2 separate regions of the Mus musculus genome follow, and region 2 is linked to region 1. Evidence: chromatin loops called from intact Hi-C (ENCODE). Cell type or tissue: left cerebral cortex. All regions are shown on one strand. Each heading gives the region's core, and the rest is flanking DNA. Links, peaks and the distances in the headings are about the cores only.

Region 1 (7,567 bases), core at 1,217-6,216:
TAATCTTCAAGAGTTCACAGATCCGAATGAAGGCCTGCTCTGAGCCAAGCCTTACCGGGTAGTGAGGAGGGAGAGTATCAGACAATCGATTAAGTATGCTCTGCTGTAGTAGCTTATGGTGCTGTTGCTGTCAGACCACGGGATCTGAGCTGGAGCCTTGAGAGGAGCTGCTGTGCTGTGTTACAGGGAAGAGTAACTTGGCTGGGGGCTCAGGGAAGAGTCCTCTAAAGAACTGAAGGCATGGGATATGTCCCAGAAGATAGGTAGACTCAAAAGATAGTGAGGGGATGGGGACAGCCGCGGAGGAGACCGCACGGGTGAACTCATGACATCACAGGTACAATCCCTAAGGGATTCAACACAGCCTATCTAGTTTATTTATGTGGATGTTTTGCTGGCATATGTCTGCGACCACATGTGTGCTTGGTACCCAGCTGGATGTCCTGGAGCCGGAGTTACAGCAGGTTGTGAGCTGCCATGCAGATGCAAGGAACTGAACCTGGGTCCCTGGAAGAGCAGCCCCCACCGTGCTTACTTGCTGAGTCACTCTCCAGTCCCTAAGAGAGCAAACCTAAGCCACAAGAAAGGAGAACCCACTGACCTGGTGTAATACATCACGGCCTCTTCATAGTCCCCAGAGTAGAAAGCCTCGTTCCCTTTTCCCTTTTCACGATTGGCAAGAAAACTCTTTTCCTTCTCAGTCAGACCTAGAGATAAACTCACATGAAAACACAGCCTAAGATGATTTCTTGCAAGGCTTGAATGCTTGAGTGCTTTTATTTTTAGGGTGGCCTGAACTAGAACCTGGGGCCTCAAGCAGGCCTAAAAAACATTCTACCACTGAGCTACACTGCCACACCCAAGAAGAGTTGCTTTAGCGAAGCAGAAAGCCATAGATTAAATAAACAAAATAAATGCTCTCTTGAGTTTAGGGCTATTTCTTCTCTTCTAACCATGTGGGTTTTTTGTTTTTGTTTTTTTGGTTTATTTGATTTTTTTAGGATTGGTTTTCTTATGGCTGGTTTTGCTATTACTTTAAAGGCTGGACTTCAGATGAAAAAGCGTCTCATTTCTTTTGTCTGATGCAAAAAAAATGAGATTTTTTTTTAAAGAGGGTTGGAAAAAGAAATGGAAAACAAAAAAATATTCTAAGAAAAAATAGGTTTATATTTTGAAGTCTTACAAACTTCATTATTAAAGCCAGGTACAGTAGTATACATCTCTAACCCCAGCACTTAGCTAATGTAGGCAGAATACCAGAAGTCCAAGGTCAAGCTATGGTGAGTTCAAGGCCAACCTGGGCTACATGAAATTCTGTCTCAAACAAAATTGAGCAATAAAAGCTAGAAATAAACTTGTTAGGAGTAGTCAACTCAGTCCAAAAGCCTATAAATGTTCATGGAAATCTCCTTGGCGGACACGTTTCCCATAACTAAAAGGTTGGAAAACGACCAGCCCCCTTCTTCTCTTCTTACCTGCTGTTTCTATTTTTGTCTCAATTTTAGACAGATGAGCCTTGTTGTTTATGACAGTCTTTTCTTTGTAATCCTCATCAATCTTTGAACATTCTTTTTCCACATCAAATCTGAAACAACAACAGAAGACTAGTACAAAACTAGTGAGAGACAACCTCAGTCCTGCTCTCCTTGCCTCTAAGGTTCACATTGGGTGTCTGCAGATGGAATGCCTGGGACAAACTCTAAGCCCTGTCCTGGAACGGGCTCTGTAGACCAGGCTGGCGTTGAACTCACAAATATCGCCTGGTCTATAGAGCGAGTTCCAGGATGGCCAGGGCTACACAGAGAAACCCTGTCTCAAAAACAACAGACTTAAATCTAACCTATTTTATGGTTGTTTTTTTTAATAAAGAAAAGGCATTATTAATGAAAAAAAATGAAATTGGAAGAGCTTAGACTACCAGATGTGGTGGTGTATGCTTAGAATTATAGCAGCTGGGAGCATGGGGAAGAGCAAGGATAGCCTGGATTACATCATGAGACCCTGTCTCAAAAGAAACAAGAAAGAAGGTGGGAAGTGTTCAGTAAAATGGTAACTTTACTAAAGTAATTTGAGACCCTTGATGTATCAGGCTTATGATATTATAAATTAGTAAAGCATTTAACAGTGGAGCATTTTTCAGAGACAACTTTTAAATAAAGAAATATAAAACATACTTATCCCATTCTGCATAATCCCTTGGAATCCTCTTCTTAGCTGTCTTACTTTTAGAATATGTTTCCTGAAAGAATAAATCATATTTGATGAGATACATTCAACCTAAACTCACCAAGAACACTGGCATAAGATAAACAAATGAAACAGATCAAAAAACCAGATCCCTGTGGGGTTAAAAGAACTCCAGTGTCTGATGTAACCAAACCTGAGGTGAAAGACAGGGGTTAAATCTGTAGTTAATCCCAAGGACATACACGAAAACTCACATATGTCAGTGATGGTTTCTTAAAATAAAAATAGCACTAAACTCACCCATTCTTTTAGAGCCGAGGCACTGAGAGAGACAAGAGTAACGACTTTGCTGGATTAGGAAGGGTTGTTTTGTTTGTCAGGCAGACATCCAACTTAAACTAATTCCAAAAAACAAAAACCAACCAAACAAAAATAACAATAACAACAACAGCAAAAGAGGCCCAGGTCTGCTGGGGAGGACTTTCCTGTTTCTGCTCTCTTCAGAGACCCTGTCCTCCCTGCCTGCTGACCCCCTCTTACTGATGGCTGTGTGCCCTCCCTGCCTGCTGACCCCCTCTTACTGATGGCTGTGTGTCCTCCCTGCCTGCTGATCCCCTCTTACTGATGGCTGTGTGCCTTCCCTGCCTGCTGACCCCCTCCTCTTACTGATGGCTGTGTGCCCTCCCTGCCTGCTGACCCCCTCTTACTGATGGCTGTGTGTCCTCCCTGCCTGCTGATCCCCTCTTACTGATGGCTGTGTGCCCTCCCTGCCTGCTGACCCCCTCCTCTTACTGATGGCTGTGTGCCCTCCCTGCCTGCTGACCTCCTCCTCTTACTGATGGCTGTGTGCTTTCCCCATGTGGCAGGAGACACAGCCACAGCAATCTGGGATTAAAACCACAAAGGCCTCATCAGAGAAAACTAAAGAGTGGGCCTCCCCTCCTCCACCCTTAGAGAAACTGAAAGAAAGGGCTCCAGTGAGCTGGCAGAGCAGAGTGGCCAGGATCAGGTCCCAGACCTGTTGCTGATTCACGATGGGAAAGCAGGGCAGGCTCTGTACCCAGAGAAATCAGGAGGAAAGCATGACAGCCATTAGACAGAGGAGTACTTAATTTCCCAGAACACATCTTACTACCTGAGGAATGTACCAAGAGGAGGGAGACTGAAGATGAAGGTAGAGACTAGAGCTCAGCTGTCATAGTTGAGGACAATACTAGGAACCAAAAAAGCAAAGAGAGATCTTTTCCTACAGGTTTCAAAGGACCATGGCCCTGCCAATGCCCTGGTTGTCAGCATCTTGCCTCTGGAACTATAAAAAACATTCCTCTTGTTTAAAGCCAAGCAGTTTGTTAGAAAACGAATACAAATGGCACAGCTTAGTGGTTAAAGGAGCTGAGGAGACACTGGGGTAGCGGAGCTGGAGCAGTGGCTCAGCAGGAAAGAGCGCTGGCTGCTCTGGCTGAGGACCAAGGATCAGTTCCAGCGCCTGCATGCAGGCTCACAAGTAACTCCAGCTCTGGAGGACCTTACATCCTTTTCTGACCTCCTTGGTCACCATACATACACATGGTGCACATACATACATGTAGGCAAAACACATATAAAATAAATAAATATGAAGAGACTTAGTAAAGAAAGAAACTGGGGTTACTTAAATTCTTATATAGTTCTTCAATATCCCTGTGTGAAATATGCATTCCATTTAGAGGATGAAAATATATTACGCGCGTGTGCACATGTGTGTATGTGTGTGTGTGTGTGTGTGTGTGTGTGTGTGTGTGTGTACTCGTGTGCACATGGTTTGACGCCCCAGCCTTGACTCAAGGTCAGGCACAGCAGCTTTACTCTTGGTGCCGAGGTCAAGACAGAGGGAAAGGTGAGGTATTGACACTGTGTTCAAACCGCACTGCTGGATGCAGTGGTGTATACCCACTGTCCACCTGCTCAGGAGGCCGAGGCAAGGTAATCATTTAGAGCAAGAATTCCAGGCCAGCCTGGGCAATATAACATGACTTTATTTCACAGGAAAACAAACATTAACTTGTAGGATTTCCTGGGATGCAATCTGAGAATCACTGTGCTGCCCATCTGTCTGTACCAATGGATCACAAGCCATTTAAAAGTCATGTCAAGGGGCTAGAGAGATGGCTCTGTGGCTAAGCACATATGCTGCTTTTCCAGAGGACCCAGGTTCAAGTCCCAGCACTCACACAGCAGCTCACAACTGTTTGTAATTCCAGTTATGCATGTGGTATGCAGGCAAAACACACATACATGAGTAATAAATATTTAAAAAATAAAGACCAGGTCAAGAATTCCATATCATATGGTTTAGGGCACAGACGCACAAACTTAACACACAGTGCTCCATTAGTGACTACAAATTCACTGATTACAGATGGCAGCGTTTCCCACTACCTGTGAGCCCCTAATGAGGAGCACAGAGGTGCAGGAAGGTAAATTATGAGAGAGCAGACTGATGGAAATGTTTTAGAAATAAAACCAAAGATTCTAGAAAAACTGAGGGGCAGTTAGATGGCTCAGTGGGTAGACATGCTTGCTGCCAAGCCTAAAGACCTCAGCTCTATCTCCCAAATCCACAGGGCAGATGGAGAGAACCCACAGCACTAAATCTGACGTGCACACAGTAGTATGGCATACACACACACACACACATGTGTACATATATATGTATATATACATACATATATACTGTGCGTGCATATGTTAAATATATTTATATTTCAATATATTTTATTAAATATTATATTAATTATTAAATAATATATATTAAAAAGCTAAATAGCCAGGCATGATGGTGATGCACACCTTTAATCCCAGGACTTGGAAGGCAGAGGCAGTCAGATTCCTGTGAATTTCAGACCAGGCTGACCAGGGCTACATAGTAAAACCCTATTTAAAAATAGTAATAAATAAACACAAGTCAATAACAACAAAAATATAAGAATAACAAGAACAGGAAGATGGAAAGACGGGTAGTCATTCTGTCAAACAACAGGGTGAGCAGGCACTCAAAGGCCTAGATTTGACTTTAAGTGAACTGGATGGACTTGGAGCTCCAACAGACCCCGTCTTCATGAAACTCATGAGGTAAAAAGGAGAGTTGCAAGACTAAATAGGGACCAAGTACAAAGAATGAAAACCAGAGAAGCATGTGCCCCAGGGAGTGGAGGGGTCTCTAAGTGCTTGCAACACCACTCAAAGTGGGCAGTCAGCTGGCTTCTACAGCAACACAGCCTCTGCACCTCCCCAGAAAGACAGGGTTCTTCCCTGAAGGAGAATATCCTCTATGCTCTTAAAAAATGATCAGAGTAGAAGAGACAGAATGGCAAAAAATAAAAGAGGAAAAATGCTGACCCTAAAATGCACACCTTCAGAAAAGGCTATCAGATACAGCTTATACAAGAGGACAGCTGGGCCTGATAGCACAGCCTTGTAATCCCAGCTATTTGGGAAGCTAAGGAAGGAGGGTCACAAGTTCAAGGCCAGCCTAGACCTCTGACGGAAGCACTGTCTCAAAATAAAAAGTTAAAGAGGTCTAGAGCCATAGCTCAGGGGTGCAGCTCTTGTCTAGTGTGAGCTCCCAGGTTCAAATTCTAGCGCTATAACAAAGTGTGTGTGTGTGTGGGGGGGGGGGGGTGGTGATGAGAAAGGAGAAGAGAAGAGGAGCCTAAGGAGGGTGAAGCTACTTGCCTTTACATCTCCCTGGTATCCCTGTGAGCCACCTCCCATGCCTGTCAGCCCCGCTCCCCCGTTCCGGAAAGGCCTACCTTGCCACTGTGAGGGCAGCAGGTGGAGCCGCGGACAGGAGGCAGAGGATCTTCCACTCCGGGATGGTTTTCAGGGTCATGGAAGTGACATGTATTTTCCTCTCTTTTGATTTCTGACACCCAACTCTAAGAAGGATGGAGCAGAAGGTGACAGCTGTAGAGATGGCAGTCACTGACCACGCATTAGAAAGACTGTGCAGCAGCCTTCAGAGTCGAGTTCCATGTCGTTCTCTCGGGGCGGGGTGGGGGGTGGGGGGGCTCCATTTTCCTTAATGGTTATAAATACCCATAACACAAAATTTACTTTATTAACATTTTTAGTGTCTAGTTAAGTGTCATTAGGAATATTTGGGAGTGGGCATGAGATGGCTCAGCTGTTAAGGATGCCAAGTTCAACGTAGGACACATAATTGCAGGAGAAAACGGACTCTCACAAGTTCTTCTCTGACCTCCACCCCATACATGTACATTCTCTCCCTCCTCCCCACCCCGACCCCTCTGTATCTCTGTCTGTCTCTGGATGTAGTGAAAATACAAAAAGAATATATGGATAGTGAGAGAGCTCAGCGGATAAGGGTGCTGGCCACCAAGATTGATGACATAAGTTCAATTCCCAAGACATGAATCAAAGACGATAATTGGCTCCTAAAGTTGTCCTCTGGTCTCCACACGTGTGGTAACACACACATACACACACATACACACACACACACACACACACACACACACACACACACACACAGAGTGATGCATGGATAGACAGACAGACAGACAAGACAGACAGGTAAATAGAATAAGAATTTTAAAGAATTTTCATGTTGCTGCCTATTTTACCCACTTCCCAAGGGCTGGGATTACTGAAGTAATCCAACACACCCCAGTGAGTGGTTCTAATGCTCTGAATTAATCGGGAATCTGCATGTCCAAACACTGAAGGTCCTTGTCCCCAACTGGTTTTTGGTTGATCAATAAAGAACCAATGGGGCCAGGCAGTGGTGGCGCATGCCTTTAATCCCAACACTTGGGAGGCAGAGGCAGGAGGATTTCTGAGTTCAAGGCCAGCCTGGTCTACAGAGTGAGTTCCAGGACAGCCAGGGCTACACAGAGAAACCCTTTCTCAAAAAACCAAAAAACAAAACAAAACAAAAACAAAAAACAAAAAAAAGGAACCAATGGCCAATGGCTGGGCGGAGAGAGAAGCGTGACTTTTAGATTGTGCAGGCGAGGAACTGGAAGAAAGGAATCACCATGATTCTAAAGAAGATGAATCAGATTTAGAGCTACTGAAGGAAAATCGTCATGGGCAACAAAAACTAGGGAGCCGCCCAGAAGGAGCCAGGGCGAAAGAGATAAAATAAAGAACTAGAGGGCATTAAGCCAGGATTACAGGAGGGAAATGTGTGCTAGCTGCGGGGAAGATTAGAACTGCCTGTTTGTGTGTGTCTGTGTGTATATGTGTGTGTATCTTTCATTCGCAAACACAGATTGCTGCTAGGCAGGTACTAATGTGCGACCTGACAGGAGCCAGAGTAGTTTAGACCATTCCCACTACACCTGACTGTGTGCACAGGCACACACATGTGCACAGG
Region 2 (7,567 bases), core at 1,720-6,719, 410 kb before region 1:
ATCATATGAGGCAAATTTGTCCTATTGTAGTGATTAAATTGCTCCTGATAATTTATAGTTGTTAGATTTGGCTTTTTTTGATTTTTAGATGTGTAGCTTAGGCTGGCCCTGAACTAGCAAGCCTCCTACCTTATCTTTGTGACTGCTAAGATGGGTATTGGACTGATTGTCATACCCAGCTCCAAGTTTAAAAACAAAGGAAAAAAAATGCCATCAGTGGGTATTTGCTTCAATTCTTAATTTGCCTTGGTAGCAATAGCTTTCATTCTACAGGGTAATGTGTGGCATTTTGGTCCTTGGCCATGGTATATAACAAGCTGGGTTTCAGGAGCACTTGGTGTTACTTTTTAATCCTGCTTTTTTTTTTTTAAATTTTAATCTCAGATATTAAATTGAAACTCACTTTCTGTAAGGGTCTTTTGGCTTTTCATAAACCCTTGGCCCTAGGAAAGCTTAGGCTTTGACTCACTTAGTGAAGTTCCTAGTTCATACAGGGTCTTTCTTTTGAATGCAGCATTCCAGAATATGCCCGGTGCTATCCGCCCAGCTGCTCCTAGACCACCATTTAGTACGATGAGACCAGCTTCCTCACAGGTTCCACGAGTCATGTCAACACAGCGTGTTGGTGAGTCTTAAACCTCTCTGTAAAGATTGATCCCCAATTTAAAATGGCACAATTAAAGTCATTTTTCTCTTTAGCTAACACATCAACACAGACAATGGGTCCACGTCCTGCAGCTGCTGCTGCTGCAGCCACTCCTGCTGTCCGCACCGTTCCCCAGTATAAATATGCTGCGGGAGTCCGCAATCCCCAGCAACATCTTAATGCACAGCCACAAGTTACCATGCAACAGGTACAGTTTAATCATTTATTTGCAAGGGTCATAATGTTCAGCTGAAATCCAAGGTCTGATGGTAACTGCACAAGCTATGAGCATAGACTTACCTGGGCCATCTTATTAAGGTTCTATGTGAAGAAAGTTGACGGGCAGCCAGCAGTCTCCCTATGTGGTGTCTTGTTTAGGATGGGTGTATTAGACTTAATCTTTTTCCTAGTCCTGGAACCAAAAACTATAAAGAAGACTAAAATGTAATTGCATCTCAAGCACAGATGTGCCACATGGGGTTGGTTATCTGTACTTGCTGACCTTTAGTCAGTATTTCTCTCAGCTTCTCTAGATCAAATTCAGGTAGCACTCTGTCCTTCCTATGACTATCCGTTGAGAGATGGCTGGTTTATGTCTCATTACTTCAATATTAAGAGGGTTTTCTGTTTTATGTGTAGCCTGCTGTTCATGTGCAAGGTCAAGAACCTTTAACTGCTTCCATGTTGGCATCTGCGCCCCCGCAAGAGCAGAAGCAAATGTTGGGTAAGTAACTTTGTTGTCTTGGTCTGTCAGTTAGAGTTGACGAAAATAACAAGGACCACTTAGACACTTTGCACCTAAAATGAGATGGCTTAGGATGGTATGTGAAGGAATACTAGAAAACATGGTGGGCTACTGTTTGCCATTGACATTCCACTCTAGCCTTGAAACAAAGAAGCATTGTCTATGTTAATACCAAACACTTGAGGAACTGATACCACCAGAGAAGTGACTGCCTTGTGACAGATTGTGCTATACATACGGGTGTGGTAGCTAGTACATACTCTATATTAAATAAGGTAGGTTCCTAAACCCCTGGTTGATAATAGCCATTGCCACTCTGATTAGAGTGTCTGTTGTTCTAGGTGAACGGCTGTTTCCTCTTATCCAAGCCATGCACCCTTCTCTTGCTGGTAAAATCACTGGCATGCTGTTGGAGATTGATAACTCAGAATTACTTCACATGCTCGAGTCTCCAGAGTCTCTCCGCTCAAAGGTATTTTGTGCTTTCAGCCTATGTCCTTCACAGGTTTATTCTTCAGAACATGTAAATGGAGCCCTTATACAAATGAGTATACAATTAGGCTTTATATGTAAATACTGACTACAAACCTGTGATAAACCTGTAGTGCTTGTTTTCTCTATTTTGGGTAACTTGCTCAAAGCTTACTGCTAGTAGATTGCAAAGCTTGCTCAGATCAGTTTGTTCAGCTCCTGCAGCCGGATTCATGAATGCTGCTACTTAGGGCTCATTTTAAAGTGTTTGGGTGAGAATTAATTTCCTTGAACCATTATGTTTTCCAGGTTGATGAAGCTGTAGCTGTACTACAAGCCCACCAAGCGAAAGAGGCTGCCCAGAAAGCAGTGAACAGTGCCACTGGTGTTCCAACTGTCTAAGTGAGTTCTCCCTCGCCCGCTTGTTCCAGACATAAGGACATTAGGTCAGCTTTCCAGAGGGGTATATACATAACGAAATCTTTTTCACCTTAAATACTGATCAGCAATTTTAAGTCAATACTTGGAAACAGATTTTGCATAGTAAATTGTATGCAATGCCCTGTAACGGAAGTTGGCTTTCATAATCGGTACTTTTTAAAAAATTGGGTGATGGCTTTAAGCAGTTTCTTGGACCTCTCTCTGTCCCACTACCAGGAAACTGTTAGTGCTTGGTTGAGTATATATAGTAAGGTCAGTAGTAAAAAGATACTAGAATCCTGTTTTTTGTGGGCCATGTTGTATGTGATGTGATAGCTGTGAGTATTAAAGGAGTGGGTGTGGCTGTGCCAGTACAAACAGGCAGCAGACTGACCCACTGAATTCAGGCAGGGGCTTTAATTATGTCTTTTTTTAACATTTACAGATTGATCAGGGACCACGAACAGAAACTCGTGCTTCACCGAAGAAAAATATCTTAAACATCGAAAAATTTAAATATTATGAAAAAAAACATTGCAAAATATAAAATAAATAAAAAAAGGAAAGGAAACTTTGAACCTTATGTACCGAGCAAATGCCAGGTCTAGCAAACAGTGCTAGTCCTAGATTACTTGATTTAAAACAACAAAAAAATACAAAAAAATAGTAAAATATAAAAACAAATTAATGTTTTATAGACCCTGGGAAAAGAATTTTCAGCAAAGTACAAAAATTTAAAGCATTCCTTTCTTTAATTTTGTAATTCTTTACTGTGGAATAGCTTGGGACATCAGCTCTGTTTTAAGGAGCAGAACTGATGACTGAGCAAGGAAACGTAATTTGGATTATAAAATTCTTGCTTTAATAAAAATTCCTTAAACAGTAGATGGTTATGCTTTTATTTACTTTGATTCTCTGGGCAATTGGCAGATGTAGCGGTAGTTGCTGACTTAATAGTACAGAGCTGAAAGCAGCTACCAATTCTGTGAAGCATACGCAGTTTGGGGGTGGTGTGGATTTAGACAATCTCTCTGTTGCTGGCTAGCCTTAGCCACTCAAGTTTTGGGTTCGTTATGTATGTCTCATCGTTTTCACAATTCTAGTGTGTTCTCAGCTACCCACATTAATTTATTGAGCTCTTCTGTGTATAGTTAGCTTGTTTTTAACATACCAACTTACCATTAGTATGGTTTCTGTGCTACAAAATAAATTCACCTGGTTTTTTTTTTTTTTTTTTTTTTTTTTTGGTAAGATGTGAGTCACAGTAGCTACCCAATGTATTGGGAAAAATGGCATAGTAGGCACCATGACTACCCTGTGCTACTTTTAACCCTACCAGCTTTGAGGTAGTTAAGTACCGTCTGTGCCTCACCCAGACCACTTGGAAAGTAAAGATGGACAAGTTGGGATTGGTTTATGACCTTGACATAAGCTTGTACCCAAGCAACTTGTACTTTGGAAATACAGCTTTATTTTTTGAGGTATGGTCTAAATATGTAGCCCTGATAGCCTAGAATTGAGATTGCCCTTCCTCTACCTCCAACCTGGTGGGATTAAAAGTCCCACTGTAGCGGGGCATGGTTGCGCATGCCTTTAATCCCAGCACTTTGGAGGCAAGGCGGATTTCTGAGGACAGCCTGGTCTACAAAGTGAGTTCCAGGACAGCCAGGGCTACACAGAGAAACCCTGTCTCAAAAAAAAAAGTGCCTGTAATTATTTAGATGGCTGACCTATTGCCATCTAAATGAGGCTGGCTTCAAATTTGGCAGTTTTGCTGAATGCTGGGATTATGGGCATATACTATCATATAGCCAGTTCTGGCCCCACTAGCTGCATATCATTTTAGGACTGCTAAAATTGGGGTCAAATACATGCATATAAAATGGCACCTCATCTTATGGCTTCTCCCTGGAATCACTTTTGGCCTGACTAGACCGGGAATCCTGGTTTGCTTTTGGTCTGTGTCCTTCAGTTGATTGAAACAGGGATTCCATATTGCCCTATTTGGCCTGGAATTTCTGGTCACCCTGACACCCATCTTTTTAAGTGTTGGGATCACAGAATATCACCAGATTTGGCTTTTGAAGATTCCTTGGGAAGGCAGAGAAATAATAAGCATCTTAAATTTAGTAAAGTTTTAGGTTTTGATGTTTTGAAGCAGGTTCTAATTTGAAAAGCTGTTTTTGTGACATTCAGGGACATAGGGTATGCCTAGACTGGCTTTTTTTGTTCTGTGATTGGAATTAATTTCTCAAGGAATAGGAAAATACAGCACATTTGTTTTAAACAGCTTTGTTAATAGATGATGGGCAGAAGCAGTAAGTCTGCAAAATCTATGTCCTACAGAAATTGTTACAGATATGTAAAGAGTTTATTTGCAGAGTTGACTTGGCTTTTCGAGTCAGGGTCTAGCTCTGTAAACCAGACCCACCTGCTTCTCACCTGGGTGCTGGTTTTAAAGGTGTGTGATATCACTGCTGGGCTTTTCAAGTGGAAATTGAAACTGACTTACAGTAGCTTGTGGCAAGGACTTGAGTTAACAGTATATTTTTGATTTTTTGTTTTTCAAGACAGGGTTTCTCTGTGTAGCCAACTCAGAAATCCGCCTACCTCTGCCTCTCAAGTGCTGGGATTAAAGTCGTGCGCCACCACTGCCCGGCTACCTAACAGCATTCTTTTTTTTAATTAGGTATTTTCCTCGCTTACATTTCCAATGCTATCCCAAAAGTCCCCCATACCCACCCCCACAATCCCCTACCCATCCACTCCCCCTTTTTGACCCTGGGGTTCCCTTGTACTGGGGCATATAAAGTTTGCAAGTCCAATGGGCCTCTCTTTGCAGTGATGGCCGACTAGGCCATCTTTTCATACATATGCAGCTAGAGTCAAGAGCTCAGGGGTACTGGTTAGTTCATAATGTTCCATCTATAGGGTTGCAGATCCCTTTAGCTCCTTGGGTGCTTTCTCTAGCTCCTCCATTGGGGGCCGTGTGACCCATCCAATAGCTGACTGTGATCATCCACTTCTGTGTTTGCTAGGCCCCGGCACCTAACAGTATTCTTACAGGTGAGATTTACGGTTTACTGCTTGAGTTATACATGTTAGAGGATTTGTTTAGGGCCATAAGTACGAGTACACTGTGAGTACACTGTAGCTGTCTTCAGTCACCAAAGAGGGCATCAGATCCCATTACACATGGCTGTTGTAATGAGTTGTTGATCTCTCCAACCTCCATGTTTTGTCCTTTTAAAGTGAGTACCAGTTACGATGCAGACATGTTTGTTTGCTTTCATCTTATGTGCTGAGTTTATACCATCTGTGTGCCTGGTTGATGCCCAGGGAACCTAGATGAGGGCCTCAAATCAACTGAAAGTTGTGAGCCACCATGAATAATGGGTGGCCTCTGCACGAGCAGTAACTGCTCTTAGCCACCAAGCCCCTTCTCCAGCTCCCAAGACAAGTCATTTTAACAAGCAGTAGGAAGAATGACATGCCCTTCAGAGAAATGGGCGTAATGTAAGTTTGGACAGGAGACTTGCAACATAGTGTTGCAGTGCTGTTGGCTAGGAGTTCTATGTTGATAACATTAAAGATGTCTTAAACTTAACCAGTTTCCCCTTGGAACAGTTTTTGCTTATTGAGAATTGAGGGTGACTTGGAAACACCAAGGGTGTTGACAGTATATCCAGAAGCTATCATTTTTGTCTAATTTACTTTTTTGATTATGACTTTAAACTTGCATAGCTTCACGATAGATTTTGAGCTGGATAGCAGTGAAGACAACTGATATGCTGAAGTGGAACTGTGTAAGGGCCAACTGGAAACTAGACTTTCCATTTCTGCATGTGCTCACACAGGTAAAAGTGAGGTTAATGTGCTTTGTTCCCAGGATGCAACGTGCCATTACTCCTTTTGCTCCAGCTTAGGTCAACCTCCTGTGAGATACTATGTACTTTGAATTTCTTACTCTTGAGATAAAGTGAGGGTCCAGGCTATGCACTTATGGCGAGCCTCAATTTAGAACAGGTTAATGAACGTGTTCCAACTCTGATGGAAGCCAAGTCCAGCAGTGCACTGTCTGGTTCTTCTAGGCTAGTGGAGGAGACCATGGAATAAGCCTGCACAGTCAAACCAGGCCTTTATGTTTACTCTGATGCAACTAGAACCTATCTGCACTGCCACCTTCTCACTCCTGCCCCTTGGATACCTTTCAGATGTGGCTGTGACTATGCCTGGTTTCAAGTGCTGTGTTGTTGATGTGGCTTACCTGCTGTAGGTTGTGTGTGCACGTTTGGGCAAGTTTGTACCCTCTAAAAGGGTAGGAAAACATACAAGCTGACAATAGTCCAGGAAAACTTAGGTAGCGTGGAGTATTAACCTCAAATTAGCATTCCTTCTGTAGTCAAGGGATTTGTATATTACATAAACATGTCCATTGATAGAACACATTAATAGATGTTTATGATTGCTGATGGAATTCATTTGTGTGTGTATGGTAGTTCTTAAACTTTAAATGAACTTACAAGTTCCTGTGCTTGGTTTCTGTGGGCTAGTATATCTGTTTATCTACATCATATATAGCAGTACTGTTGGCTACCTTGAGACAACATGTGAATATATGAAAGTTTATCCATTGTCTTGTGTGTATAAACTTGTGGTTTTAGTTCTTGGCTATAAAGATAAGCTTGTGTGTAGGCAGGAATCCGTACAACAGTGTTGGGTGTTAGGCTACAGTGAACATTGCTGCGATTTGATGTATTGCACTGGAACAAGGCCCAGTTCTCCTGGGACAGTGGAACACATCACTGAAGGACAATTAGTGTTTTCATATGATTTCCAAAGAGAAAAGTTATTTCAGAGTGTCTGAAAAATCAGGCTAAAATGTAGATTCTTAATGGATTATAAAGTTAAATGTCGTAAAGTGTGTCCTATTTGTGAACTTAAACCTACACTTAAATTTCTCCTTTGAAAATTAGCTTTCTATTTTAACTGTGAATGCTTTACCTATGTGCACATCTGCACCACTTCATTCTTGGTACCTCTCTGGAGGCCAGAAGCATCAAGAGTCCTTGGAACTGGAGTTGCAAGCTACCCTGTGGGTGCCAGGAATCAAACCTAGCTGCTCTGTAAAAACAGATGGCTCTTAACCTCTGAACCATCTCTCCAGCCCTAAATTTTAGTTTAGGTTTGTTTTTGTTTTTTTTTAATTTTTTGGAAAGTTTCATATTGATAACTTTGCTTTTCACCTCCTGTCAATGGTTAGGAAGGAGATTTGCCATTGCAAG

What was found. Peaks named below come from ENCODE experiments on the same cell type or tissue, not always from the same donor. Only the 100,000 strongest peaks of a DNase experiment are listed, where the experiment ranks them.
Region 2: a loop joins it to region 1, with 2.7 times the contacts of the local background. A loop is called at or near these places in 1 of 42 quality-filtered maps.

The regions. Positions count from the first base shown.
Region 1 is chr15:36,185,144-36,192,710 of GRCm38, reverse strand. Spag1 (sperm associated antigen 1) reads right to left here. Exons shown (of 20, transcript NM_001359982.1): 5 at 5,979-6,104; 6 at 2,175-2,239; 7 at 1,476-1,585; 8 at 602-707. Among named protein-coding and RNA genes, the nearest start is that of Spag1, 12 kb to the right of the region's middle. In left cerebral cortex, for the core only: no CTCF peak of the experiment used is centred there; DNase peaks (open chromatin) are centred at 3,156 and 3,569; H3K27ac peaks cover 580 bases.
Region 2 is chr15:36,591,260-36,598,826 of GRCm38, reverse strand. Pabpc1 (poly(A) binding protein, cytoplasmic 1) reads left to right here. Exons shown (of 15, transcript NM_008774.3): 10 at 515-625; 11 at 700-854; 12 at 1,286-1,370; 13 at 1,733-1,863; 14 at 2,172-2,264; 15 at 2,728-3,169. The coding sequence ends at 2,264. Among named protein-coding and RNA genes, the nearest start is that of Pabpc1, 14 kb to the left of the region's middle. In left cerebral cortex, for the core only: no CTCF peak of the experiment used is centred there; no DNase peak of the experiment used is centred there.